2 separate regions of the Mus musculus genome follow, and region 2 is linked to region 1. A link is a loop called in an ENCODE intact Hi-C map of the cell type or tissue named here. Cell type or tissue: left cerebral cortex. All regions are shown on one strand. Each heading gives the region's core, and the rest is flanking DNA. Links, peaks and the distances in the headings are about the cores only. Region 1 overlaps Arl15 (ADP-ribosylation factor-like 15). Region 2 has its middle 27 kb from the start of Gm41072.

What was found. A loop is a pair of places that touch in the nucleus more often than their neighbours do. Peaks named below come from ENCODE experiments on the same cell type or tissue, not always from the same donor. Only the 100,000 strongest peaks of a DNase experiment are listed, where the experiment ranks them.
Region 2: a loop joins it to region 1, with 2.0 times the contacts of the local background. A loop is called at or near these places in 2 of 42 quality-filtered maps.

The regions. Positions count from the first base shown.
Region 1 is chr13:114,128,646-114,143,828 of GRCm38, forward strand. The region is part of intron 4 of Arl15 (ADP-ribosylation factor-like 15); the gene reads left to right. A430090L17Rik (RIKEN cDNA A430090L17 gene) reads right to left here. Exons shown (of 14, transcript NR_045836.1): 8 at 1,515-2,821; 9 at 1-46. Among named protein-coding and RNA genes, the nearest start is that of A430090L17Rik, 15 kb to the right of the region's middle. In left cerebral cortex, for the core only: no CTCF peak of the experiment used is centred there; DNase peaks (open chromatin) are centred at 7,094, 8,632, 8,999, 9,799 and 2 more places; H3K4me3 peaks cover 724 bases; H3K27ac peaks cover 1,515 bases.
Region 2 is chr13:114,228,897-114,244,079 of GRCm38, forward strand. No RefSeq gene overlaps it. Among named protein-coding and RNA genes, the nearest start is that of Gm41072, 27 kb to the left of the region's middle. In left cerebral cortex, for the core only: no CTCF peak of the experiment used is centred there; DNase peaks (open chromatin) are centred at 7,173 and 8,272.

The sequences.
Region 1 (15,183 bases), core at 3,232-11,231:
TGTTCTTAACCACGGAGTCGTCTCTCTAGCCCTAGGGCAGCTATTTCTGCACAAAACAGTAAAAACATAAATCATGAGAGAAAACTAAGCAAAATACAAATTTGGAGCCAAAACAAACATACCAATCGTGTGAGAATCTTTCTTCTAACCCATGACTGTATCCATACCTTGTATGCATGGGGAGAAGGTGTTCTAAGTTTGGGCTATTTTACAGAAAAAAAAAAATAATAATTTGAATATGATAGCCACCGATCTGACCCTCCAAAATTTTTAAAATTAGTTGCAGGGAGTAAGGCTACGTCTTCTCATAAGATTTTGCTTTAACAACCGAAACAACAAACTGTATAAGGAAGGAAAAAAAAAAAAAAAAAAACAAGCTGAGAAAGCTCAAAACAGGGGAAAAAAAAAAAGTGATCTCTGTTATAAGTCACACATTCAAATCCCAGCTATTTAAAAACAACAAAGAAAGAAAGAAAGAAAGCTGTATATACTTCACATATACTTCAATTCCATTAATAACAGTAGTCATATTTGAGCAGCAATTCAGGACACTCCCTGGACCTAAGACCCTGTAGTGTTTATTCCGAACATCTTCAAAAACAGTTATCATTTCCCAGTTTTTAAAGGTTTAGGGAGCTGGGCATGGTGGCGCATGCCTTTAATCCCAGCACTCGGGAGGCAGAGGCAGGTGGATTTCTGAGTTCAAGGCCAGCCTGGTCTACAAAGTGAGTTCCAGGACAGCCAGGGCTACGCAGAGAAACCCTGTCTCAAAAACAAAACAAAACAAAACAAACAAACCAAAAAAAAAAAAGATTTAGGAAATGAAACGTTGGCCAACTTGTTCACAACTCCATGGTCAGAAAATAAAAAGATGGTAGATCTTTCCTGATTGAACCAAGATGTGGAACAACAGAAGTGGTAACCCAGAGACCAGTCACTGTCCAAATGAGTGAGCTGGCATTGACCAGTGGACTCCAGAAGCCACGGTTCCTTGGATCGACATCAGCTCCCTTCATCCCCTGATGCTATTGGACGACAATATACCAGGCCTGCGCCTGCCTAGCATCTTGAATCTGAGAACCATAGCTGTTTGTTTAAAGCGCACACACAGGCCGCTGCTCTCATCTTTCCTTCTCTTCTTTTCCTGTACTGTTTCACCTCTGCCTCCAACTCCCACCCCCACCCCCACCCCACCCCTGCCCCATATCAGGGTAGAAAATGCTAATTTTACTTTGTTTTCTGTTCTCCATGAGAAAGTAAGGGGGCTCGGGCTGCTCTGCACCCCATTGGGTGCCAAGATGCCTTGGCAGAAAACAGGTAATTTCTCAGGAGGACTAGCTGCTCTCACATTTGTGCAAAGGACTGCACATACCTAAGGTTTTGCAGGCAGCACCACATTCATTACAGTGGCTCCCTATTTCCTTCCAAGCCCGGCAGATCCGACCGGGAGGGCTTCTGCTATTTACTACGAAGTTTATTGGATAACACCTTTGGCACACACCTCTGAGACTTACAGTGTGGTACTTGAAGTTGTTAAAGAAAGCTGTGTGACTGCTGATTTTGGCAATATGGTTCCTGTCTGCACAGAGGCTGACAGTGATCTGTAACAAAAGCCTCCATCCGGAGGTGTGACGAGGGCTGTATCGTGGCCCATACAGTTGCCAAGGAGCTGTTCATCCACACCTGCTGCTTCTAAGATGGGTCCGTGGCGTTTTCCTCCCCGAGCGAGGACAGACACAACACGAAATAAAAAGCCCAATGGAAGTTCAGATCTTAGAAAGCCACTTAATTGTACATCCACTTGTGCAAATGTCACTGCGTAATTAGAGAATCAATTCTGTCTTGATACTTTTAAAGTTTAATGGACCTTCAAAAGGCATGCTTTTTTGTTTGTTTGTTTGTTTGTTTGTTTACTGTCTACATCACCAAATTACAACTCCTCTACTTGAATGCAGAGGTTCTAACCGGTTCCTCAAATTAAAAATATATTTCAAAAAAAAATCTCATCTGGCTTGGGTCCCTAATATTCTCTCCAGTAAGTCAGCTCCTGGGTGACACTTGCCAGATGCCAGTGTCTTCTGCTGCTGTTTCTGTATAGCCAGATCCCTGGGGCTTAGCATTCACAAGTGTTCTGGCCTGCTTCTGCTTCAAAAGCCTTGTTATCATCCTCAATGTTAATTGCAGAAACTCTGATACATTTTAGAGACATCACCTTCCCATGTTGCGCCCCCCACCCCACCCCAATCAACACCATAGTCGTTTGCACATTTCTGTAAATACTTTCAAACACTCCCTGCCAGGTACCCTTTACAGCATCTACCTGTTCTGATGGAGGTCTCTTTAATTCCCTATCCTTGGAGGCGTCTCTGCATTAGTCTCAGATTCATTAGTAGTTAGGCACTTGGTGTCTAGCTTTCTTGGCAGTGGTACAAGCTGAAGTCTCAGCTATGCCTTGGCCATATGGTCTCATGGCATAAGCCATGTGATTTCTAAGAACGGGTAACGGGAGAGTGTCTTTGCAGTCTCCGTTCAAGATTGATAGCTCAGGATCTGCAGCGTGTCTCAGCACGGTGCTACCTCATGTCTGTTTACCCAGAGTGTTTTGAGGAATGTGGCTTCCGGTTTTTGAAGGCACACTCATAAAAGATGGAGCTAGACGGCCCCCTTCTCTCCTCTGGCAGAGGAGGTCGACGAGTGAGGGACCCGAATGGTGTTCCATCCTTCTGGAGACAGGGCCGAGAAACAGTGCATCCACTTCTGAGCGTCAAGGAATCTTCCTCATAGCTGTTCTTCTCAAGCCAGACTGTGGCCCAGGGCTGCCCTGCTGGAGCAAAAAGAGATGGAAGGAAATAAACTGGTGGCCTTTTTTAAAGAGTCCTGTTCCTTGACGTCAGCCCCTGGAATGGCAGTGACGTGGAGTCTATAGTGTTACTATGCTCTGGGACATAAGCATTAGACTTTATGTGTGTAGCCAATGCCACAAAGTCGGTGTGGGTTCTTAGTGCATATTGGCGGTGTCTGAGTCGGGACTCCCATCTCTGAAGAATGGAGCTCTTGTCTTCAAAGCATGCACACCTTATCTCTCCCCCTTACAGGCTCGAGCCGATGGAGTAATTCTCCATTAAGTCTTCTGTGTCGGAATTCCTAAGAGAACTTTTTGATGATTCAGTGTATCAGCATGTTCCACTAATCTTCATATCTGAAGTGATATCAGAGACACGCTTAGTAAGTTGCAGCTCTCAAATAAGTTGCTACAGTCAGGCCTGAAAGGCTTTTGTCGGGCACTTCCAGAGGCCCGCTTCCCTTATCTCCTTAGTTTCGGGGCCTTCTTGAGAGCAAATGGCTGAAGCTTGTCCGAAGGCACAGGATTTCCTCTCCGGTGCTTTTGTTCCCCCAGAAAGAAGAGAAAATGAAAATAGTTGTCTTCCCTTAGAGATTGAATCTGAGGCAAACTGAACCTCTATGTCTCCCCCATGCCAAGCGTCCCTCCCCGCCATAGGCTGTCTCCTATAGAGCAGTGTGATGACTGAATGTCACTGGCTTGTGTGAGAGGGAGGCCACATCTCCCATACGCAGATCAGGCTGCAGAGACCAAGGACCAACTGTGGTGTACTTGAAGAGTTTCCAGGGTGACTTGCCAGTCCTCCCTCTATAATGCTTTGTGCCTCCTTGGGATGTTAAGAACCTTTGAGTGCAAATATTTAGGCTCTCTGTCACCTAGCCTTTTCCTTATTCCAAACAGGAATCTCTACCTTAGCCAGGTGTGGTGCGCACGCCTTTAATCCCAGCACTGGGGAGGCGGAGGCAGGCGGATTTCTGAGTTCAAGGCCAGCCTGGTCTACAAAGTGAGTTCCAGGACAGCCGGGCTATACAGAGAAACCCTGTCTCGAAAAAACAAAAACAAAACAAAACAAAAAACAACAAAAAAAGAATCTCTACCTTTATTTTGAAGAATCCTAGGTTAGGCCTGTATTTGCAGGCCAGGCTTAGAACCAATACCTTAAAAGGTGTGTAGCTTCCCCCATCCTAGTTAATACTTTCAAAAAAAAATTAATACTCTATGTTCTGGGGCCTCATTTTCCATCTCTCTCTGTGTTCCACATTTTCATTCTTCTTGTAGATACAGCCAGGTTTGGTTTTAAAATATTCTCTTAATTAAATCTGTTCTGAGCGTTTTATGAGTTTTAGAGCTTCTACTTTAGAATAGAAGCCAAATTGGGAAGCAATGGGTGAACACACAAAGTCAGCCGGCAAGTCAAAAGCCAACTCGAGAACAAAGTGTTTGATCTTTCTTCCTCAGTGCACCAAGAAACTCAAAGAATGTGTCCCCTGTTGTCCCAGATGAGAGGCTCCTCACAGGCCAGTGTCTTAAGAGAATAGAGAAGCAAGTTTGATAGTGACATTTTACATTTCTTCCAATTATTGACGTTTGTTACAACTGAAGTAAGCCAACAGGAGCAGCTAGGATAGAAATCTCTTACTGGTTGGGTCATAAAAATACAAGCTTTTAGAAGGGACAGATTTTCCTAGAACAATGTAGATATTGTTAAAACTGTTTAGTAATATATGTTAGGCTATAGTTTTCTAGGTCCTTTTTCTATTATGTCCTCATCGTCTATGAATCGTATCAACTCTTGCATGTACTAGAAACTTAGCTTATCGGTAAATCCCACACCCTGGAACCAAACCTGATCCTCCCCACACACGTGCAGCCCACTTCCCAGGGTTTCATCCTGTGCCCTGGCAGCCCAGAAGTCCGTTTGAGCCTGGTTGTCTGCCCAGAGCACAGGGCCTGGTACATAGCGAGGATCTCAGCAGACTGAATAAATAGAGAGAGAGATGTCCTGCCTGTTTGTAAGGATGCCTTGCCTTGCTGGAGCTTGGTGTGACTAGTTCTGTGCTCTACCATCTTTGTCCAAAGAGCAAGGGAAGGACAGAGAAGAGAGGACTACAGTCCTTGCCTCTTCTTCTTAGTAGCTGGTTCAGTGAGCCCTCACTGCGCATCTGGTCCACACGGGCCCTGCTCCAGATGTGGGGTGAGCCAAGAGAGTGAGCGGGCATGGTTTGTGAAATCTCTCTGAGACCCAAAATCTGCCTTCATTCTGGAAAATGCACGTCCCAGTAGGGGGATGGAAAAAGAATCAAAGGAGGTGTAGACATGGGCTGAGTAAGCCATCCGTGCTTGAGGCAAGGGACGTCAAAGAAAGGGGGCAGAAAGAGGTTCCTGAATGGGCCTGTTGGGTAAGTAGCAACTGAGGCACAAAAATTAATCATGGTATACTGGGGAGAATAGCAAGTACTCTGGGACGCTGGGCCCCTGAGTGGTAGGACAGAAGCTTTTGGGCTAGAGATGTTTTCCTTAGTGCTTGCTTCCCAAGTTAGATTGCCAGTCATGGGAGGTCAGAGTCTCTGTCTTTCCTTTATTATTTATTTATTTATTTATTTGCGTCTATTGGAAGTTTCCCTCCAGGGAATGTTGACAATCAGTGGCATTGGAGTTGGGTCTTTAGCAAGACTGTTTCTTGTAGTGTTGACGGAGGATGGGGAAAGTGCCAGCACTGGTCTAAGCACTTTATATACCTGCAGATGAACTCTGGAAAGTAGGTATTATTCTTTTATTTTTAGGTATTATAATAATTATTATTATGCCCTAACTTAGAACCAAAGGCTTAGAGCAGCTAAGGAACATACCCAACATCAAGCATCTAGTAAGCGGTGAAGCGGGAATTGAGTATAGATGACTTGACCTCTGACCCAGTTAACAATGACAGTGGACTGCCACCCGCAGGCAGTCAGGGAGAGGGCCCTAAAACAGAGGACACAGGGTTGATGAAAACAGTTAGATTTGAGGGATTGACTGTACTCCACGTGGCTGGAACATTAGAAGCGCAAGAACTTCGTGAAAGATGGCCACCCTGTTGTATAGTATAGACCTGTGGCTCATCTTTCAAGTCCTTTCCATCATTGATTAACATACCAGATGGTATTTTACTGGATTTTTCCTATGTGTGTTGTCTGTCTTCCACCACTAAAACGTAAGGGCCAGGGGTTTGGATTTATTCGGATTTCTTCCCTGCTGGGTTGTAAGCTTTCTGGAGGGCATCTAGCATTAAATCCAAGTCACCCAGGGGTCCACAACCTTCGAACGATTTCTGGCCTCTTGGCGACTCATGTCATTTATGGGCAGCCACCAATGAACCCAGACCATGTCACAGGAGTTAGGTCCTAGAGTGTCTAGTGTTGCCTGTTGCCTCAGTGATTGTAATGAAGAGGCCCCAAGGTACAGCAGCTTCTGTGGAATACTCTCAGCGACGGCTTGCTGACCTGGGTTGGTTTTTGTTTTGGACATGGAGGCTAGGCCTCCTTCCATTGTTATTAAGATACCTGAAGTCGTGTGCTGTCGTTTCACTTTCTGCTTTTAGAGACAGCTTCATGTAGCGTAGGCTAGCCCTAAGCTCGTTGAAGCTTGCTTTGAAAGCCACCCCTTTCTGCCTCCACCTCTCAAATGCTAGTCTTACAGGCTGGTACAATGAGATGGGCTCTCTTTTGCTGTGTGTAATCATTGCTCTTTGACTGAGACCCACTGCTTTATTGTTGGGACTATTAGCATGTCCCATGCAGACCGACTATGCACTCACCACATCTCATCTCTTGCATTTATAATTTTGATAGAGTCTTTAACCTCGCTAGGCCTCGGAGTCCTTCTGAAATGAGAGTAGCATCTTCTTCATGAATGGACGTGAGGATCCATGCATTTGTATATTGTTTTAAGTCTTAATATATAGCACTGGTGTTTAGGCTTGAGACATTTCCCAATGGACTTCTTAGAAAGGAAGGCGGAAAGGGAATAAAGGCAGACACTAGTTCTCTTATCAAGTTTGGTCAGAGTCCTTCAGCTAACTGGGCTCTAGTGTTGCTACCTTTAGACTTCCTTCACCATCTTGGAAGATGATTTTGGAGTGTTGCTAGAGTTGGTTGTGTGGTGTTAATTAACATGCCCAGTGACCTCTGATATGTAGAAGATAGAACTGGGTAGTTCAGTTAAAATCCCATTTCCCTACAACTCTAAGGAGGAGGTGCAAACTGATCCACAGAAGAGAAGACTCACATCTGACGCAAAGCCATCCCAAGCATCATTCGCTTCAAATAGCAAGGCAATTGATCAACCTGCTAGATTTGCTAAAAGTGCTTTGCTCTAAGATTCATTTTTCCTTTCTGTGATATGTAAGCACCTATTCTTAAAATACATTTCAATTGAGTTTCTTACATTGAAATGCCTCTTTTAAGACTAGAATCATTACTCCACAGTGAGAATTTTGTCAAACACTTTTAAGCCTCTAAAATAGTAGGGCTATCTTAAGACAAGCCTCGGCCGGTGGGTGGGGGTGGGGAGGAGGGCTTGGTGTGCTCTGTTATGTGGTTATGGCCAGCAAAGCTGTGACCATGTACTAGTGCTCGACCCCAGGCAGAGATGCTGCCCTGCTCATGTCTGCCTGGCCCACTGCTTCTTTCTACAAAGACATGCAAATGACTTCATAAGAAAATAGTAACCAAAAATCAAAACAAAAGATCAGGGCATAACACATATCCCTACCCTCCACCCCCGTGTGTGTGTGTGTGTGTGTGTGTGTGTGTGTGTGTGTGTGTATGTTTTACTGGACACTAAACCTAGGGGCCCTGCTTCCTAGGCTCTGCTTTCCCATGGACCCATATTCCTAGCCCAGGAAAGACATTATAATAACACCAACTCTGGAAGGTCCATCGCTGCTCCAGTTGACTTTAGTGCCCTGAATCTGGGGGAAATAAAAAAGCCAAAGAATCATGATCTCTGGTGTTCTTCTCTTTATAGGAAAAGATGGTAGATTTGTCTTCAAAGGAAAATAAAAGCACAATTCTCACAGTTTTTATCCCCATGGGAAATACTGAGTAATCTAATAACAAAATCCCACGTTCAGTGTAGTTTGGGGTCATTTGTTAGTTAGGCACAAAATATTGTTAGACTCGATATCAGACGTAAGCCATAGTGGGGAGAAACTCGACAAACTGAACATCACTGAAATCAGTAGGCATGGTGTTGTATCACTTGGCCAATAAGCAAACGAGAAGATGCTCACTGTCAGTCGTCATCAGAGAAATGCAAGCGCATACCAACGCACACTATGTATTAGCGTGGGTAGGGGTTTAAAAGCCTGACTCTAGATAGTGATGGGACGCACGACAACTGCAACTTGTATGTATTTCTGGTGGGAATTCATAGTGGTGTCACTCTGAACTGAAGAGAATTCATTAAGATCCTAGCATTAAAACGCCATGGAGTAAAGAGACTGTGTAGCCTCCGGCAGGCTGAACCTGACGTCATAAGAAGACCATGCAACACCCTATGAAGAACGATCCCTTTGAGTGATCTTCTCTCAACCTCCCTCCTTGCAAAAGGCAGTCTGACAGATCAGAGGCTGGGGGGGGGTGTCACTTCCTGCTTGAGGACAGAAGAATCCTGAGGGATTTGGAATTGCCTGAAAGGTCTCCCACCTTCCAGAAATGGGCACGCTATTGTGCTTTAAATACTCTTGGTTGCCCTAAAATTTAAATTCCCAAAACGTTTATATAAGATAAAAGCCCATGTTTCTTAACTAAGATGATTTAAAATCATCCACAGATGTTTCTGTCACGAGTAGATACCGTTGTGGAGAGCTATCGGCTATTGCTTTCCCATTGGGGACAACATGCATTTAATGATCTTTCTGCTGTGCTGTGGGTGAGCATCGGGTATGTCTGCCTGTAGGGTGCTTTTTTTTTTTTTTTTCCTTTAATCCCCTTCCTACTCTTTGGTATATTTGAAAATATATTTTTACTTCAGTATGTTTTTTGAGGTATAAGAAGTATGGGCACATGTCTCAAGTCCAGTAGTCTAGAAGCATATAAAGAAATGTTCATAATTTCCTCTCTCTATTTGCTCTGCAAAGTTGCAACCCAAAGTTATGAGTTTGATGCGGTAACCTCTGCACTTTGGTCTGCTCGCCCGGTTTCTCTAACTGTTCACAGAATATGCCAGACTTACAGGTATAAAGTTAGTGAGTTCTTGATCAAAGCCATATTTACATTTAATGGCAAGGAGGAGAAAGTCCCCCTTATTACAGCGGATTGTAGCATGCGTGTTTATTTTGACATGACAGAAGGGAGGGCTTATGTAGTTTGCACTTCAGAATATCATAAAACTCAAAGACCCACCTGCACCCAGAGCCCTCCAAGTCCTGAACCTGGCCAGACTTGATAGGATATGAGAAGTGGATATTTTCTGATGATGTCATGTTTCTTCCTATTTCAAATTTGTGTGTCTAATACAAGTGTAGAAAGGTTTATTAGTTTGGAGACTGGCTCCAGTATCAAGTGTGAGTCATCCTCTATACCAGCGGTTCTCAGCCTCCCTAATGCTGCTGTGACCCTTTAGTACAGTTCTTCATGTTGTGGTGACCCCCCCCCCCAATAAAACTATTTTAATTGCTGCTTCATAGCTATAATTTTGCTACTATTATATATGATAATGTAATATCTGATATGCTGTATATCTGATATGGGACCCCTGTGAAAGGGTGGTTTGACTCCCAAAGGGGTTGGAACCCACAGGTTGAGAATCCGTGCTGCATACCTTTCTCAGAAGGCAATGGTCGCATCCCTTTTCCCACAGTACTCACAAACAGAGCAGTCATCTTGTCTGTGGTGATACCTCCTGTGGGTATTGAGAAGTCTAAAGCAAGATGGGTAACTTTTAAAGAAAGGGGGGAGGGCTGCCTTCTGTGAAAGAGCTTCCATGGCAATGATATTTGAGATATTTCTAGATGTTCCAACCTTCCCAGCTATCTCTGGAATACTGTGTGCAGAGAAAATTTTCCATGTTTATGAGATATCATTAGCCCAAAGACTAAGATTACAGTAAGGAAATATTAAGTCTGTCTGTCTGTCCTTTTCTCCGTGGCCATTCTCTTCAGTCTTCTCCCCACCCCCTACCCCCAAAAGCCAGATACACATGCAGGAAGGTATACACACCCATGCATACCTTTTAATGACTTTGTTCTTAAACTACGAGACCAATAATTCTAGATTCAGTCTGTGAGCAAATGGGCCTTGCTGCAAGGGGTGTCTAAGAAAGACTTTAGTATTCCCATTTCACAGATGTGAAAATAGATGAATGCGGTGTGTACCAACACAGAGAAAAGAGTTCCAAGGCATAGTGGTCACTCAGTAGTTCAGTAAGAAGCAACTCCCCTGCTGGGAAGCCATCCTTCTCGCTAGCCTCACGTGTAAGTAAGTAGGTAACCTGGAAAAATCACTGCATCCTGACATCCAGTTGGTTAATCCTTTCTCTGTCAATCACTTCCGTGCAAGCTGAATAGACTATAAATTCACATTTCTGGAGCCACATGGTCAAAATAGCACTTTATATTCAGTGTGAAATTCTTAAAATGAAACCCAGCTGGCAGATGGGAGGAAACGGAGAGGGGGAATATTGGGTGTGCAAGGGGTTCGTGGTTCTTCCAGAGAGCTCTTCTATGCTTTGTGCAGATATTGGACTATTTTTAAGCATCTATGATGCAGCACAAATGCGTTTCTTTAACCTGGACTGTGTGTCTCATTTGTAAGGCTTCATAAAAGCCGCGAGAAGCAGAAGCAACCCCTCCCTTCCCATTGTCTTGCCTGCAAAGAAATTTTGCTCATTTAGACAACCGCTTTTCACGTCTTTCATAAGTGCTAGGTAATAAGTTGTGTCTTTTGGTGCTTGAAATAATTCCTTGCCTTAGTAACTTAATTTGTTAGAGTGCGAAGAGCTGTCTCAGCTCCAGTCTCTTTCCACCTCTGTGCTCAGTCTCTTCTCAGTCTCTTCTGCTTCATCGGCCATAGCCTTTGCTTCCCTTAGGCTGGGTGGGAAGTGTCCTGAGGATTGCCAGGTCATCAGCCCTGCCCTGACCAAGCAAACCCCAGCCTAAAGCATGATGCTTTCTGTTACTGTTACTTCCTGGGACTCTCAGTTCCCAGCTGAAGGGCACCAGAGAGCAGCGCAGCCTGTGGCCAGGTTGCTGCAAGTCGGCCATCTGTGGCGACGTATAAGAAGTCAGATACAAGTATTCCAGCAGCTGCAAGAGATTTCAGATTTCCCAGATGTTTGATGAAAACCCTTTTTTCATTTAACTGCTAAGAAACGTGCAACTTATGGGTGTTGTCGGTCTGGATGAAAAGCTGCGAGTCAAATAAAAAAGAATGCATTTCTCAAATACAGATTTCTCCAGAGCCGCTTTTTTTTCTCTCTTTCTCTTTTTACGTGAAAGAGTAGATTAAAAGTGGACACCCAGAGTTTGCAAATCTGTTTCGAAAATCCCAAGTCCTTTATGCTTAAATGGGATAAAGACAAGCTTTCAGATAACTCCTCCTTCGAAGATAACATTTGTGAGCACATAGCCTGATGTATCGCTTTGCGTTAACGGAAGTTTCCATCATATTGGTACCCACCATGCGTGCACTTTTAAAAACTGATACTATGTACAAACAGGTATTTTCTTGTACTGGCATTTGACAGGTTAAAATTTCAAGCCATATCATAGAATCATCACTATGCAAATGGAAATGTCAATATGAGAAGCTTTTAAGGAAATGTGGTCATTTTGAAATAATAGAAAGCACTAAAATCCCCTGTTACCTAAAGAATTCTAAGTGTGGAACATGCTGATGCAAACCATTGGTTTAAAACACACACACACAGCAGTTTTCCTCATTGATATGTGGTCTTTATGGTTCTCTTTCTGTTCCTCGGCTCCCCAAAACAGGCATAAGTTCTAGTTAGAAAGTCCCCTTTCAAGGCCAGGCAGTAGTGGTACACAGCTTTAATCCCAGCACTCAAGAGGCAGAGGCAAGCAGATCTCTGTGAGTTCCAGGACAACCAGGGTTACACAGAGAAACCCTGTCTCAAAAACAAAAGAAAGAAAAGAAAAGAAAAGAAAAGAAAAGAAAAGAAAAGAAAAGAAAAGAAAAGAAAAGAGAAGAGAAGAAAAGACTATTTCAGATTCATTCAGGATAATTAAACGTTTACTAAAGCAGTATTCATCTGTGGGACTGTGTGTGTATGTGTGTGTGTGTGTGTGTGTGTGTGTGTGTGTGTGTGTGTGTGTGTGTTTTAATTCCATGTCCTTGGACTTCCCTCCACCAAAGGATTTGAGGTGACAGACACGAGTATTGATTCTGACAGTGGACATGTTTTCGTATAGCACCCTGAACATCAGACTGCCGCGAGTGTTAATGACTTCCCCTCCGAAAAAGCTTTTGATTCAGACACAAGGAGAAGTGTACTTGGCAGTCCTGAGCTGTGAGCACACGGCAGCCCACTGGCCTCCTCTCAACTGATAGCTGAACAGTTAGTCAAGTGTGGGTGCAACTGAGAGTATGGCGCCCTAAGTTCAATCAGTAACGCCCTGGGTTTCTTCCCCAGCATTGGAGAAAATAGAAAAAGAAAAGAATTAGTTAAAATGGGAAGTTATTTTTAATTTAAACATACAAATAATACTAATGTTTTCCATACTGGGTCAAGGGGTTTTCTTCAGGGTTTGACCACGGATGTGAGCTCTGTGTTCTGTTTCTAATACTGTATAGACCGTGGCCATTCTCCTCTTGTGTTGGGCTTTCTGTCCCTTTAAAATAAAACCAAGAGATAAACATGCTCAAAGCAATCTTCTCTTCCAGTCCTTTATCAGTTTTGGAAAATGTCTTTCTGAAGTCTAATTCAATAGTAGTTTGTTTTTAATGCGTTGGCTTCGTTGCGTTCTTTGAATACCTTCCATTTAATTTTTCATAGAAATAGACATTATCTTCTCAAGTTCATATTTCATCTGCTGGCATCACATTAATTAAGCTACTTAGTGATAAGAGCAAGTATGATTGCCGTGAGAGTCATGAAGCAACTTGGGGAGCAGACACGGTAGAAAAACAGTCTGCCAGTCGTGAGCATCTGCCATGGTTGTGCATGGCCTGTCGAAGCCCATTGTGTGGGAGGCTTCAAGCATCGTCTTGTACTGGGACAATGGAGACTCAGCTCACCCTAGATGATTAAGAGGAAGCTAATCAACAAAGCCTTTATTCTAACTGTGTATTGTTTTTAAATTAACCAAACGTTGTCCTTACCTGCGATGGCTTTGTATTTCGCCGTCCCTCTCTTATTAAATTAGTCACGTGGACGATATCAGTGCCGCACTGCCTTCTTTTCTTTCAAGTCGTCTGACTTGACCTACGCAGTATCTACCAGTCCCTTCCATTACTATGTAAGGCTTGTTCAAAGTCATTTCTGTTGTCCGCTAGCCGGAAGCAGTGACTGTGTGGTAGATGGTAGCCGTTTTCTTGCTGTAGGAGTCACCGTCTGGTTTGGCTTGGCTCTCCTGATATATGTTGATTATTCACTTTGAACAAAAGGGGCCAGAGGGTGGGAACCACCGATGGCTCTACTGCTTGCTCCGCGCTGTCTCCTCTTCCAGTACAGACCCTTAATCCCATCACTTCAGTGGAGATCCTGATGGCCCCTGCCACTCCACAAGACCTGAATTACTCCCATGGCCTTTGTTCTTCGAGTTTTGATTAATGATCTCTCAGCCTTAACATTGTTTTGGTTTTGAGGGCTGGAGTGTTCTTTATTGAGGGGAAGGGGCGATCTCCCTGTGGAATTTGTAGCAATAACACTGGTCTGGACCCACTAGAACCCTCTCCCCCATAGCCTTTCCCCCACATCGTGGCAGCCACTACCATCCCTAGATATTACTGGGCCTCCCCTGAGAATTGTGACTACTCCTCTTTCCATGATTGATAATTAGTGGCTTCAACTAACTGTGAGATGATGAGGACCCCAGGCCACACGAACAATTCTGTGGGACATATAGTCTGGGACTTTTTGTACCTTCCTCGCTGGTGTACTCTTTATGTTTGTTGTGTTGATCTCCAGACTTGGCTTTCACGGGCTTTAAATTGAGTTCAATTGGTCCTATGCAGGGTTTGGGCTAAAATTCATCAGGATGGTATATCACTTAGCTTTTCTTGCCCCATGCTACCTGCAAGCCTCCTTCTAAGGTCTTTTTTTTTTTTAAGCTGTCAGGATACAAGGCTCCTGACTGAGTTACCAGCAGGGAAAGAAATTCTGTCCTCAAGGCTGACAACATGGCCCCTTGGTTTCAGAAGCCTATGTTACCTGGGCTCCTCGGTCACATGTGTTGCTCAGAAGTTGGCAAACCTCCTGCCTCCACCCCGACCCTGATTTGCCATGCTTTCCTATTCAACAGTTCCTCCCAGTGTTTCTTTCCATTGTGGCTCCTTGATGTTGCCAGATGACAAACTGCTGACAGGAATACCCCTGGAATACTGCTGGATCTGGACGGTGCCATTGGCACCATCTGCTGGCAGCCGAGCAGCTCGTGGCTTGCCATATTTGTCTCCCGCTTAAGGCCCAAGAATTTGCATCGGCCTCAACATCTGAGTGTTGTCCTGTGAAGCCAGAGTGCTGCCACAGCGCCACAGGCCAATGGTGACCATGTTGGACTCACTATTGCTGCTACTTTCTCATGCCCAGCACCTAACTGGGCACCTTGTCCATTGTGCAAACCAGATAAAGTTGAAAATAGAAGCCACTGTTTTTGAGAAATAGTGTGTGTGTGTGTGTGTGTGTGTGTGTGTGTGTGTGTGTGTGTGTCATAATTCTGTCCCTGTAGATTAACTATGTCTGTTGCCTTATATGTTGCTGAGTCAGAGAATCCTCTGTGTTTGGGGAGCTGAGAGGGGTCCAGTGAACTGCATTAGGGCTGGCAAATTTAGATAAGCAGAGAAAATAGACCCAAAACAGCCAAAGCCTATTCTTCGGGTTGTCTGAGAGCAACTGGCTTGTAGTGTAGAGCTCTGTAATCTAGCAAGCTGAATGTGAGGCATAGCCAGAAATCTGTTATGGTATGCAATCCACTTTTAGGGAAGATCAAAATAAGAAATAGGTCCAGGAATTGCCATTCACCAGTCAGCTAACATCAAATTACACAGAGAGTCTTGTAAAAATAAATCTATGGGAGAACAAGTGTGTTGTGCTCTGTGACAAAGGGTGGATCTGAGAAATCCTATGATTCCTTCTCCTTCCTCTCATGCCGTTTGACACAGCAAAGGTTATGGTGGGCA
Region 2 (15,183 bases), core at 2,395-10,394, 99 kb after region 1:
GGTTCCAAGGGTGCGGACTACAGAATGAGACTCCTTCCTTTGGAATTTTACTGTTAGGGATTAAACCCCCCCCACCACCACCTCCTCTTCTCCTATTCAGGATAATTTGGTGCAGGTGAAAACATACCGTGCTTTCATTTCACCAAAGGCAGGTTTCTCTTCTGGGAAGAGTCCTTGATTCTGGCCTCTTGTTTTGTCAGCACCTCTACCCACTAGGCCACCTCTCTGACACTGGTGCTTTTTTAAATCACATTTTCCTCTTCATTTCCTGTTCCATAGCCTTCAGGGTGGGGAGATCATAATTAAGCATAAAAGTGCAATCAAGACAGAAACACGAATGGCTAACAAAAAATAAGATGTTTCAGGCCTGCAGGATGCTTCTCTGTTCAATCGTTAGTACCCACATAGTACAAGGAGAGAACCAGCCAGACCTCTGACCTACACCTGTGTGCTTCAATGCACACACACGTGCACACACATGCACATGCTCACACAAATGCAAATGAGGAAGTAAATAATTGTTTAAAAGATAAGATTTTTATGATTCATTGGCTTTTCTGTATAGAATTTGCTTACCATATGGACACACATGAATTTACAGTAATTAAGTCAGTCTTATAGCTTGCTCATGATTTTGTATCATTAAAATAAAAATAGAATTAATTTAGGTTTGGAAAGTGGCATATTAAAAAAGTGAAAGATCGTGTGTGTGTGTGCATGTATACACAGACACAACTAAGACACAACAAGGCCCATGGTTTTGTATGTTAACTTGAGAGAGAGAGAAAGGCTCGGTGTGATGACACATGTCTTTAACTTGAGCACCTGGGAGGTAGAGACAGAAGCAAGTGAATTTTTGTTAGTTGGAGGCCTTCCTGGTCTTCATCATTCCAGGATAGCTAGGGCTACACAGTGAGACCCTGTCAAGAGTTGGGGGTGGGAGGGGTACTGGATTAATTTTGTTTCCTTTGATTGCAAAGAACTTGAGATTTGGGCTTTATTTCTTCTTTTATTTGTTCTTTTCTTCTCTTCTTTCCACTCCCATCCACTGCTTTTTGCCTTGTGGAAAACAAAGTCTTGCTATATAGCCCAGGCTAGCCTCAAATGCAGGATAATTCTGCATCTGTTTGTCAAGTGCTGGGTTTATAGACATGTGCCGCCACATTCAGTTCATTGTTCATGTTTTAAAAAAATGTTTATTGTACATACAAACACATATACGTACATACATACACACACATGCACACACATGCACACATATACCTGCATACACATACACACATATACATACATACACACATATGCACACACATGCACACATATAAATGCATACACATACATACACATATACATAGATACATACACATATACACATACACACATACACAAATAGATACACATATATGCACACACATACACACATCACACATATATACATACATATACATACACATGCACACATGCACACATACACATATATACACACATACACATATACATACACACATACACAGATACACACACATACCAGATAACAACTTGGGGGAGTTACCTATCCTCTTCCACTATGTGGGTCCCAGAGATGACACTCATGTCATCAGCCTTGGCAGCAAGCTCCTTTTCCTGCTCAGCCGTCTCACTGACCTTGTCTTACGTTTTAAACCACATTGCCAAACTTCCTTATGTTCCATCAACAGACCCACAATCATTTGGTTCCTGTTCCTAGTGGTACTTTGTACCGTGTATGTTCCATCAGCCACCCTTTCACCTTTTTTGATCACAGTTGTCAGGAAGAACAACTATTTTTAGTTACACTGAGATATGCAATCACATCCAGCTGTAGCACAGGCACTAACCCTGCCTGCACTGCGAGTTGACCTGTTTTGCACTCGGCATCCCTTGCAGGCCCATCCCATCAGCATATTGTTTCCAACAAACTGTACGAGAGACATTTGGAAAAGGTCCCTGTTCTGGGATGTTTGACTTCTGTATCTTACCATATACCAGCCAAGAGTTTCAGTTGAGGGCTTATGGGAACCAAAGAGAAAAGCTGGCCAGTCAGGAGGCCAGAGCCTAGCCTCCTCTGGGAGGAGATGCTGATACAAGTTAGAATCTGTACTGCTTGTGCTAAGCATGGTCTTCAGAGCCCACATACCTGGTGTCAGCAGCGACAGATCATCAGCCAACAGCACAGGCACACTGTGTGCTTAATGCCTAAGCTGTGTGCCAACTTACACTGTCTGGCAAAATGGCTTCTATGTGGTTATGACAAGGCAAGGGCAGTCTTCAGGGATAGTTTAAGTCAATGAGGCAATTTTCACTGTTCCAAAAAGCGTGTTGGAAAATGAAACATTTGTTCATAATTAGGAATGAACATTTAAAAGCACTTAAGAATACATTTGTTTAGTTGGCAAGAAAAAAAAGTTCAAAATACTTTACTCAATTGGATCTGGAAACGTGATTAAAAGGAGTTTGAGTGGTGAGCAGATTGAGAGACCTAATCCGAGGACTGACCTAAGAACTCTCATAAGAAATGCCCACATCACCAAAACTTCATTTTGAGTCATCTGTCTCTGGACTACCACCACATCACACATACCCTTGTCATGTGTATACACATACCACATGTGTACACATATACCACAAATACCACACACATACCACATGTATACACACATACCATATGTGCACATATACCACACAGACACACACACTATATATACATATATACCTTCACATGCCACATGTGCATACACATACCACATGTGTACACATATACCACAAATACCACACATATCACATGTGTACACATATACCACAAATACCACACACATACCATATGTGCACATATACCACACACACACAGCATATATGCATATATACCTCCACATGCCACATGTGCATACACAGACCCACATACCACATGCACCACATGTTCATATACAACACATATGAGCAGACACACCACATATATACACATCGCATCTGCACACACAACACACATATGGACAGATCCACAACCCACACAGCAAACCTACATAGTACACACACACACACACACACACACACACACACAGAGTCTCCAGAGGATTACTTTTATAGAATCAGGCTTTAGTGGACTCCTTATAAACTTTAGAGGCCCAGGAATGGTGATATAAGAAAGTCAACAGAGTCTCTGTCTTCATATATGTCTGTGAGTATGTGTTCAGGCCCGTACTGCTTCATACAAGTCCAAGGACAAGTACATACGTGCACGTGTCAACCCCTAGTAATGCCATTTTCCAGCCTCTGGCCTTTGCTTAGATTTGAGCTTCAGGCCAGCATTCTGGTTCCAATGGTCTTGTTCCTCTTTGGCCAGACCTTTATGACATGACTTTTCTGCCTATGCTTTTTGCTTTTTCCCTACATTTACAGAATTCTTGTTTTGTTCTTCTGGTGGTTTGTATAAGAATGGCCCCTGTAGGCTCTATTCAGATGCTTAGTCATCAGGGAGTGGCGCTATGTGATATAGATTAGGAGGTGTGGCCTTACTGAAGAAAGTGTGTCATGGGGGCTGGGGATGGGAGAGCTGGGGTTTCAAAGGCCTGGTCAAGCCCAGAGTCTCTCTTTTCTTGTTCCCTGTGGATCTGAATATAGAACTCTCAGCTACTTCTCCAGTGGCATGTCTGCCTGCCTTCCACCGTTATCCCCACCATGACGATTATGGACTAGCCCTCTGAAACTTGAAGACATCCCTAATTACATGTTTTCATTTATAGACTTGGTCATGGGGTCTCTTGACAGCAGCAGAACACAATTCTGTTTAATGGCTCCCAAGTTTTGTTTCAAATAAGCTCTCAAATCCTATGGAAGAAGTAAGTTAAATAAGAAGCTGTCTGGTATGGCATGACATTGGTTTGGTCTTGGGCTCCAAAGTCATGCCAAGACACAGCTGTGTCTGGCCCAGAGCTCACTGTGGCCGTGCCAAGAAGGCTCCAGGTTGTGTACGGTGCTTGTGGAGTGACTATCCTGAGACGCGCATGGGGAGAATTGGAAGCACTTTGCAGCCACTTCAGTTGCTTTAACACGTAAAATATGGACAAGCCATGCGACCCTCTCCCTCATACACTGGAATACCTGGAGAAGCTTCCACAGGCATCAATACAGGTGTAGGTCTCTGACTTGGTTGCCAGGAATGCCATCAACATGCAGTAGGGTTCACCTCTGTGGACCGCTAACCTTGACTCACTTTGTAAGATTCTTTTGCAAAAGCAACCTTGTACTGCTTCTCTCTGCCTGCTTGGCTGGTTAGGGGTGTGACACTTTGGGCTTGTTTTTCTCTTAAGACATCATTGAAACTTTTTTTTTTTTTTTTTTTTCTGATCACTGCCTATAACTGCCTGCTTTCTGTCTCCAGCAACGGCCCGTCTGGGGTTCTGCCACCATCAGCTCTGTGCAGTGTATACCCAGTGTCTTAGGTAGGGCTTCTGAAACTGTGGTAAAGCGGAATGACCATAAGCAGCTTGGAGAGGGAATGATTTATTTCATCTCACACATACACAGCACAGTCCATCATCAGAGAAGTCAGGACAGGAGCTGAAGTAAACCTGGAGGCAGGAGCTGAAGTATGCAGAAGCCATGGAAGAATTCTACTTACTGACTTGGTCCCCATGGCTTGCTCAGCCTGCTTTATATATATAACATCTAATTATTCTGTTTCTAATTACAATGAAAAATTGTTTCCTTTGTCTCACCCCAACCCTAACACGCACACACACACTTCCCAACTGAAATATCACTAAGTGATTTATGTATTCTGAGGAGACATCTGCCACTATCAGAATTCATGGTGTGTGTGTGTTTGTGTGTGTGTTCACATACACACAAATAACTTTAGATTGCAATAGAGTTGTGTGGCTTCTCCTTTGATGTGATATATATAAACATCCCAGGGATAGCACCACCTACCATCCTGGGAACTCCCCAATCATCAGTCAAGAAAATGCCCCACATGTTTGTCTATAAACCAGTCTGGTGGGACATTTTCTCAATTGAGGTTCCTGGTGTCAAGTTGACATAAAACTGTCCAGCATGCACAGTCTCATACAACTCATACCTCTCCTTTCAGTGTTGATTTGCTGGCTATGGTCCAGGACTGGGTAGACAGAGGCAAGAAAACAAACATGGAGGTGAGCACAAAGCTTGAGGTCACCAAAGTCATTGATAGAACCTTCTTCTTCACATAATAATTCTCAATCTCTAGATGTGCATGTGTGTGTGTGTGTGTGTGCGTGTGTGTGTGTGTGTTGATATCTCTTCCCCCAAAAATGGGTTCTTAAAATCTGTTTACACACTAAGAAATATATGGGCTTGTCCTAGGTTACAAAGGGAGCAATTACCTAACTTCCACAAAGAATCTAATCTCTTTACCAACCCTTAAGTTGCCTTGCCGCTAAAGTTTGAGTGTGTGACTGGGGGTAGAACCCTTGTATGTAGCATATCATTCTAGCCTTGACTAGGAAACAAGAGACAGAAAGAGGAGAGGAACCATTGCAGAAGGTGATGGTATGGACTCTGGTCCCTCTGAATCTCTTCTCTGAGTTAGAGAGAGTTTCTTCCCATTGGTTTTGAACTGAGGCTCGGAATAAGAGAACACCAGAGACCTCTGAACCCTATCACATTTATTCAAATTTAAATCAAATTCGGCTTCCCTGCTTCAGGCTCCTGAGGGCCAGGCCTCAACGCTAAGAACCATATTCTGGGATATATTTACAATAGGAACCAAATGGAGGTGAAGACAAGAGTAGAGAAGGAAACAGGTGTCAGAGAACAAAAGTAAGTGACAGCATGGGTGAGTGTATCCATCCAGGGATGGTTTGAGAAGATTGGAAGAAGCCAGGTATGGTGGCACACACATTTGATTCCAGCACTCAGGAAGCAGAGGCAGGGGGATCTCTGAGTTTGAGACCAGCAGTATAGCTGGGACTACTCAGAGAAACACTATTTCAAAGAACCAAAAAGTAAAAGGAAGGAAGGAAGGAAGGAAGGAAGGAGGGAGGGAGGGAGGGAGGGAGGGAGGGAGGGAGGGAGGGAGAGAGAGAGAGAGAGAGAGAGAGAGAGAGAGGAGGGGAAGGAAGAGAGGGTAGGAAGGGAAGGAAGATGGGTAGATGCATGAATGGGCAGACAGGTGGGCACTGTTTGTGATTGGCATATGGGAGGTATCTTAGGGTTTAACTGCTGTGAACAGACACCATGACCAAGGCAAGTCTTATAAAGGACAACATTTAATTGGGGCTGGCTTATAGGTTCAGAGGTTCAGTCCAGTACCATCAAGGTGAGAACATGGTAGCATCCAGGCAGGCATGGTGCAGGAGGAGCTGAGAGTTCTACATCTTCAACTGAAGACTGCTAGCAGAATGCAGGCTTCCAGGCAGCTATGATGAAGGTCTTATAGCCCACACCCACAGTGACACACCTACTCCAACAGGGCCACACCTTCTAGCTCTGCCACTCCCTAGGCCAAGCATATATAAACCATCACAGGAGGTTTGGGCTGGAGATTAACTCTAGTTGAACTGGCTCAGCTGGCTGAACAGGCAACCCCAGCGTAAGTAGAAAAAAAGCATACCACCTTTCTAGGAGCAATGCTGAAATTGCCACATTGGCTTTCTCGGTGGAGAAAACAGAACGTTATGCAAATTAGGTTCTTTTTCTCTCTACACTTTGGGTCAAACGGTGATGTCTGGGATCTATCACATCAAAGGAGAAGCCACACAACTCTATTGCAATCCAAAGTTATTTGTGTGTATGTGAACACACACACACACACACACACACACACACACCATGAATTCTGATAGTGGCAGACGTCTCCTCAGAATAGATAAATCACTTAGTGATATTTCAGTTGGGAAGTGTGTGTGTGTGTGTGTGTTAGGGTTGGGGCGAGACAAAGGAAACAAGATTTTATTGTAATTAGAAACAGAATAATTAGATTGTAACCTGAAGGCCAGGGACAGTTTGGAGTTTCGTCTCCAGCTGAGCTAGGTTGCCATTGTTGAGATCAGTTCCACCTCCGTGTTCATCCTTTGCTGTTCAGAAGAATAGCCCAGGCAGTAGGAGAACCATGCCATAGATTTTCTTGTTGCTTTTCCGGAAGTAAGTGGGAGAATTCATTCTTCCATATGTTCATCCATTCCTGTGTCCACTCGTGCATGGAATATATATTAAGCCTTCAGTGCATCTCTATTGCCAGCAACTCTCTCACTGTGGCAGTTGAATTACTTCTTTCTCAACCCACACAGAAGTCCTGAGACAGGTCCATTCACTACTGCACTGGCTGCTTTTGTGTCAACTTGACACAAGCTGGAGTTAGCACAGAGAAAGGAGCTTCAGGTGAGGAAATGCCTCCATGAGATCCAGCTGTAAGGCATTTTCTCAATTAATAATGGAGAGGGGACTTGTGGGTGGGACCATCTCTGGGCTGGTAGTCTTGGGTTCTAAAAGAAAGCAAGCTGAGCAAGCCAGGGGAAGCAAGTCAGTAAATAACATCCCTCCATGGCCTCTGCATCAGCTCCTGCTTCCTGACCTGCTTGAGTTCTAGTCCTGACTTCCTTTGGTGATGAACAGCAGTATGAAAGTGTAAACTGAATAAACCCTTTCCTCCCCAACTTGCTTACTGGTCATGATGTTTGTGCAGGAATAGAAACCCTGACTAAGCCAGGCAGGGATGGCACACGCCTTTGATCCCAGCACTTAGGAGGCAGAGGCAGGCAGATTTCTGAGTTCAAGGCCAGCCTGGTCTACAGAGTGAGTTCCAGGACAGCCAGGGCTACACAGAGAAACCCTGTCTCAGAAAACAAACAAACAAACAAACAAACAAACCCTAAGACAACTACCCTTGTTTTACTGGAGGAAACTGAAGCAGCTTATTCAAACAGAGGCTGTCAAGGACATGGGCATTGTGGGCACTGTAATTACCTGGAGGGACATCTCAGCCTGGGTGGAAAGAAAAGAATATTTACTCCTATACTTCCTCCATAGCCAGTGAAGGTCAGGTCAAGTTTTGTGTCCCTTGGATGTCCCATAAAGTTCATAGACACTTCCAAAAGTGTAGCTGCGAAAGAATAAGGAGAAAGGACATGTGGTGTTTACTGTGTGAGTGGTATTTGGTCAAACAGTGGCGATCTACCAGTTCATAAGGATTTACCACTTAGCCTAAGGTCCCTCGGAACGTTCTTCCCCCTCCATAAATGGAGGGAAATATACAAGCGGAACTCTTTTGATGTTCTTAAGTAAAATAAATGATGATATCGTACGGCAGATAAATGTGAGGCACTTTCTTATCCAGTGTGGAGCTCCAGGCGTAGTTTGCCTTCATTTAAAACAGTTATATAAATATAACAGTTATATAAATATGTGCCGGCGGGTTTTTTTTTTTTTTTCCTAAACCAAATACCCTGAAGGATTTTCATTGTCCCTGTCCAACTTGCTTCTGGAAAATGTTGACCTCTGGATCACTTCAGCTCTTTATGTTCACCTCGGAGTCTCGCTTTTGTGGTAGCTTTTTATTATGGTTTAGCTACACTGCCTGTCCAGTGGTAGGATATGATGTTTTTATTGGGAGTAATATAAATTACAGCCTGCGTTTTTCTACATACATCTTCCTGTAGGAGCAGAGAGAATGGAGGCTCCACGTGGTGCGTGTAGCCTCAGGAATACCAGCGTCTCCTTGAAAGGGAGACGTCACCACAGCAACATAGGACTTTTCTTGGTGTTTCTTTGATACTCAGTAATGCCCATCAGTAGGTTTGGAGTAGGAAACATATAATTTGTATAACTCTGTGTGTGTGTGTAGCGTTGTGGTGTGCTGTGTTTGTGGTGTGTGTGTGTGTGTGTACAGCAGTGGACAACCTTGGGTATCACTCTTCAGGTCCTGGCTACCTTTATTGTCATTTGAGAGGACTCACTCCCATTACTGTGTAGGCTAGGCTCATGGGCATAACTCTTATCTGATATGTTCCCCCATTTTTCTCCTTGCAAAGGCAATACTCTGGTGTGTTCTTCACAGTGAAACTGCTGATGTGCATCTTTGTGGTGCAGAAAGGAAGCAGACATTCAAACTATGTCATGAATGTCCTTAGGATGTAGCTAGAAGCATCAGAGCTAATGGAATCCAAAACTTAAGCATGGTTTCTGCGAGTTTAGTTTTAACATTGGAATAATCTTAAGGCAAAAATGCAAAACTGTCAGGCTGTTTCAGGATGCCCTCCTCCCAGTGTCTCCTGACTTTCACAGATCATGTAACTGTGGTCCATGGTTCCCAAACAGGAACAGTTTATTGCTCCTAAGCTTCAGGCTTTATTCGAACATGAACAATTTTCCATTGATGTCAACTTTTAGTTGCAGAACCCAGACAGCATACGGCATTGCATTCGGCTAGGTGTTTTGTTTTTGATTTTTTTTTTTTTTTTTAGCTTACCTGTCTGCTCCTTTTCACTGATAATGGCTGATGTCTCTGACTGATCGGCACCAGTGGAGTCTTGTGTATGCAAGTTAATCCTAAGAAAAGGAACTTCGATTTTCTTACTGCTTTTTCTTTTCACATCTGTGTGATTTCATTCTTTCTGCTGTCTTGGATTTGCCTCAAAGAGTTGTTCTGCGGTCTTTTGAGATGAGCTGCTGCCACCTCGCTGATCTTTCCTTCAGAAATGTGTCTCGTGTATCTCTATGTTCATGCTTAACATTCTCTTCCTCTGCGTCCTGATTCAGTGTAGCTCAAATTATTGCTAGAGGCTTTGAATTCATATTTGAAATTTTATGATTTTGTTCTCAATTCTCCAACTTCTTAGATATGTTAGGCTTTTTGTTTGATTGGAAAATTTCTTCTTAGGATAGCCAATTTCCTGGCATATGGATTTCATAGTGCTTCTTACACAATTTATTTCCTGTGCCACCAACCTAACATCTCCATGTTACTTTATTCTTCTAGTTCCATTCCTTCTTTCTGTGTGTCTCTGTGTGTGTATACATGTGTATATGTATGTTCACATGTGTGTGGGAGCATGCATGTGGTGACATGTGCAGGCCTGAATGCATTCCCCAGTGCACCTGCATGTGCAGGCTCAGTGGCTTCCTTACTCACTCCCCACTCTGACATTCTGAGGCAGGGTCCCTCAGTGACCATAAGCTCCCTGATTTCAGCTATTGTACCTCGCCAGCCTGCTGCAGAGGGAATCCCCATCTGCTTCCTAAGAGAGAAGATTACAGGCAGTCAGCAGTGTGCCTGCTTTTTATGTGGGCTCTAGGGCTCTAAACTCAAATACATTTTGGGGAAAGCACTTTATCCAGTTAGCCATCTCTTCATCCCTATCTTAATCGTTCACATTTAGCTAAGTATTTTAAATAGATCTTTGCAAAAACAAACAACCTCTAGTTTTCTTGACCTTTCTATTGTTCTGATTGCTGTTATGTGTTGCATGTTTATTTCTGACTCCTGTCTTGTTTCTCTTTTTTTACCAATGCTGGGTTATTTTTAATCCAGTTCCTTGTATTGTAATAGTAGGCTGTTTATCTCTTTCATTTGTTTTGACATAGGCATTTATTGCTATAATCTCCTCTACCCGCTTTTTCCAGGCCACATGTTTGGTATCTGTCTTAGTTTGGTTTTCCATTGCTGTGAAGAGACACAATGGCCAAGACAACTCTTATAAAGGAAAACTCTTATAATTGGGGCTGGCTTCCAGGATCAGATTTTAGTCCATTATCATCATGATGGGAGGTTTGGCAACATGCAGGTGGACATGTGTTGGAGAAAGAGCTGAGAGTTCTACCTCTCGATCCTCAGACAGCAGATAAAGGCTGTCTATCACATAGGGTGTAGCTTGAGCATATTTATAAGGCTGCAAAGTCTACTTCCACAGTGACATACTTCCTCCAGTAAGGCAACTCCTACTCCAACAAAGCCACTTCTCCTAATAGCGTCACCCGCTACGGCCAAGCATCCAAACACTTGAGTCTATGAGAGCCAAGCCTGTTTAAACCACCAAATATTTCTTATAAGTTCGGCTTCATTTGTCTTGGCATATTTTGAATATTATCTGTGTTTTGGGGGGAGGGGAAGAGGGAAGATATATAGGATTTTTAGGAGCAGGTTACCTGAGTCTCGTGTACTTGTGAATTTTCCTGTTCTTGATTTTCATTTCCATTCCACGGTGACTGGAGAAGATACCTGATATGATGTTGACCTTCCTAAAGGCTCTGACTGATTTTGTGGCCTAACAGATACTCTGCTCTGGAGCCGGATCCATACATATTTGGTCACTTGAGAAGAATGTATATTCTGTTGCTGCCAGATAGTGTTCTCTGTGTCTGTCTGTTAAGCCTGTCATCAGGGTGTAACAAAAGCCTGATATTTCTTTCTTGGTTTCTGTCTGGATGGTCACTTTATCAACAGCACCGCTACATCAAAGACCCCCACTGTAGTTGTCTGGCAATCTGTTTCTTTTTCTGATTAATCAATATATAGCCTATGTAATTAGGTTCTCTATTGTGCATTTAATCATAATTGTTAGATTCTCTTACCACTGTGCTGTGACCTTCATTTTCTCATCTTACAGTTTTGACTTAAACTCTATTTCATATAACATACATATGGCCACCTGTGTTCTTTGACTTTTATGTGCATGAAATGGCATTTTCAATTCTTCCAGTCTGTGCTTTTCCCTAAGGCCAGTGTCATTTAGAGATAGTTTGTAACTGTGCCTTGGAGTGTGTTGGGTTTCTATGATGACCATTATGGTTATTACTGTTATTGTTAGAGGAGGTGTGTGTTTGTATAGTGTTTAATACAGTCAACTACCCTATTACTATATTACAATAGTAATATATATATATTATATAATACCTTTTTCATCCTCATTACCCATTCCTTTTATGCCTTTCCTCCTCAAAGTCCCTCTTGAACTTCCATGTCACACAAACCAAAAAACTCAAAACAAATCAACAACAAAAAATATTTATTTAAAATCTTGCTATAAATATGATAGAAACTATGTGATATTTAACTTTTTGAGTCCTTGCCTGGGACTTTCTATGAGGCTAGAGTAAAATATTTTACAATAGCCAGGCGGTGGTGGCACACACCTTTAATCCCAGCACTTAGGAGGCAGAAGCAGGCAGATCTCTGACTGTGAGGCCAGACGGATCTATGTAGCGAGTACCAGGGTAGCCAGGGATATACAGTGAGCCTTTGTCTAAGAACCAACCAAACAAAAGCCAAAAACAAAATCAAAAAACTCCCAACAAGCTTACAATAATCTTATCTTAGACTATTTTAAGCTGCTCACACTTTAACTTGAGTTACAGCAGAAAAACGTTCTTCCATCTATATTTTAATCTCATCTTTATGTATTATGTATCCTTAAAAACTGTTGTAGCTACAGTACTTTTATTTTATGTGTAGAGTATTTTTCCTGCATGTATATCTGAATACCACATGCATGCCTGGCACCTTTGGAGGTGAGAAGAGGGGGTCAGAGCCCCTGGAACTGGAGTTACAGACAATTGAGAGTTGCTGTGCAGGGAGTTGAACCCAGGACCTCTTGAAGAGTAGTCAGTGCTCTTAACCCTGAGCTACCTCCTCATCAGCCATCCTCAATACTTTTGTGTTTTAATCTTCATTCTGGGTATAGAAATGGTTTACACATCATCACATTGTTAGAGCATTATGAGTTTGACTTTATGCTTACGTATATTCTTGTATTGGTAATCATGGCTCCTTCTCTTCACCATGAGGAGCTCCCATGAGCATCTCTTCTGAGACAGATCTGGTGGTCACAAACTTCCTACACTTTCCTACACTTGTTTTTGTTTTTGCTTTTGTTTATGTTTTTGTTTTCGAGACAGAGTTTCTATATAGCCCTAGCTGTCCTGGAACTCACTCTGTAGACCAGGCTGGCCTTGAACTCAGAAATCCGCCTGCCTCTGCCTCCCAAGTGCTGGGATTAAAGGTGTGTGCCACCACCGCCCAGAATTCCTACACTTTTATCTGAGGAAACTTTTATTTCTTCTGTTCTGTAGGACAGTTTTTCCAGGTATAGTATTCCTGGTTAGGAGATGTTTTGCCACTGGCCTTGAATCAAACTCTTTTTACAGCAGGAACTGTTAGAACTCCTTCGTATCTGATATGTTCTCGCAGCTTTCTAGATGTTCTCTTTATCTTTAGATGCCAATGGATGATATATGTCTAGGTGCTGTATCATTTGAATTGAATTTTATTGTAATCCCTCATCTTTCCAGGACCAAAATATCTACATATCTACAGATTTAGGAAGTGCTCTGATACAATTCCTCTATGTAAGCTCTCTGGCCTGTCATCTTTCTTCTGTCTTTCTAATAATCTATAATTTGAAACTTCAGTCTTTTGCTTTCATTATTTTTCTTCATTGCTTTTCCTTTTGTTCCTTTCCCTGGGTAAATTTGGGGTTTGTCTTTTAGCTTTCTGGTTCATTCTTCTACTTGATCAACGTTCAAGTTCATTGTGGGATTTTTATGCTCAGTCCTTGTGTTCTTTAGCCCCAGAGTATCTATCCTGTTTTCCCCCAGGGCTTCTGTCTCTTTGCTAAACTTCCCACTTTGTTGATGAGTCCTTTCTCTGGTTTTGTTCAGTTGTTGATCTGTAGTCTGTTGTAACCCACTTGGTTTCTTTAAGTCTTGAGTTCTCTGCCAGTTAGCTTATAAACTCTTTTTTTTTTTTCTTCCTGTTAGGGTCACTTTTCTCGTACTTTGTTTGCTTTCTCTGGTGGTGCCATATTTCCTCATTGCTCATGATCTTTCTTGCTGGGCATTGGTGTTTGTGCATCTAAAGAAACAGGGATTCATTTTAGTCTCTGTAAGCTGAGATAATGTCTCACTAGTTAGGGCATCTGGAGATGCCAGAATATCTGTCTGGAGTGATCTCCAGGTAGGCTTGTCTAAGGCACCTTCAATCAGGTTTGCCTATGTATCTAGCTCAGCAGGAGGGTGGGTGGTTCCTGATCTATAGATCTACTGGATGGGCCTATTGAAAGACCATGGAAGTGGGCCTAGAGTCTGAGTCTGTGGTGGCATATCTGATCTCTGGGACTACTCTGGAAGCTTGTTATACATATATGGTTTGAAACCACAGTCACCAGAGTTAGCGCAGCACTCATGTACACCATGGAGAGTTCAGATGCCAGGCCTAAATATCAGGGTCATGGAGATTGGTCTGATACTAGGAGCTGACCTGATATAGAAGCCAACATGGAGTCTAGGTTTTCATGGGTGTTAGCCTGGTATATAGATAGACCAGCCTGGAGCTTAAAGCCATGGAGATTGAATTGGAGCCTGGGTAGATGGGCTAGCCTGGAGGATAGTTATGTGAGTATTATCTGAAAACTGTGTTGATAGGGCTTCTCTAATTGTTGACTCTAGGTGGTGAGGGCTTCCCTAGAACCTACAGTCAGAAAGAGCTGACATCTCAAAGCCCCTAGGTCCATGGAAACTAGTCTGGCACTGAGGTCTATTAGGGGACAAGCTTAGAACTTGGGACTTTTCGGAGCATGGGCTTCAAGGGCTCACCTGGAAGGTCCTGACATAGGGACCATTATGTCATTCCCTGGGCCTCCAGCCTATCTCTGTGGGGGTCCATCTTGAAAGAAAAGTTAGGTCTCTATGGTTATTGTAGTTATTTCCTGTTGCCATGACAAAAACCATGACCGAAGCAACTTAGAGTCTAATTTGGGGCCTCATGGTTCTATAGAGTTAGAGTCCATGACCATCACTGTGGGGATCATGGAAGCAGGCAGGTGAATATGCCACTGGGAGAGTAGCTGAGAGCTTACATCTTGAAATATAACAACTGTGAGGCAAAGAGAGTGAGTGATACTGGGAATGGTGTAGACTTTTGAAGCTTCAAAGCCCACGCCTAGTGACACACCTCCCCCAACAAGGCCACGCCTCCTAATCCTTCTCAAACAGTTCCACCAGCTATGGACCAGGTATTCATATATAGGACCAGGTATCCTATATCTGCTATTCTCATTCAAACTGTCACAGGCATAGTACTAGAGCTTTAATTCATGAGGGACTGCCTGGCGATTGGGGGAGAACAGACTTAGCTTTGAGGCAGTTTAGAGGCTGTGCTGATTAGGGTTGGCCTGACACAGCAGAGAAGACTCAGGG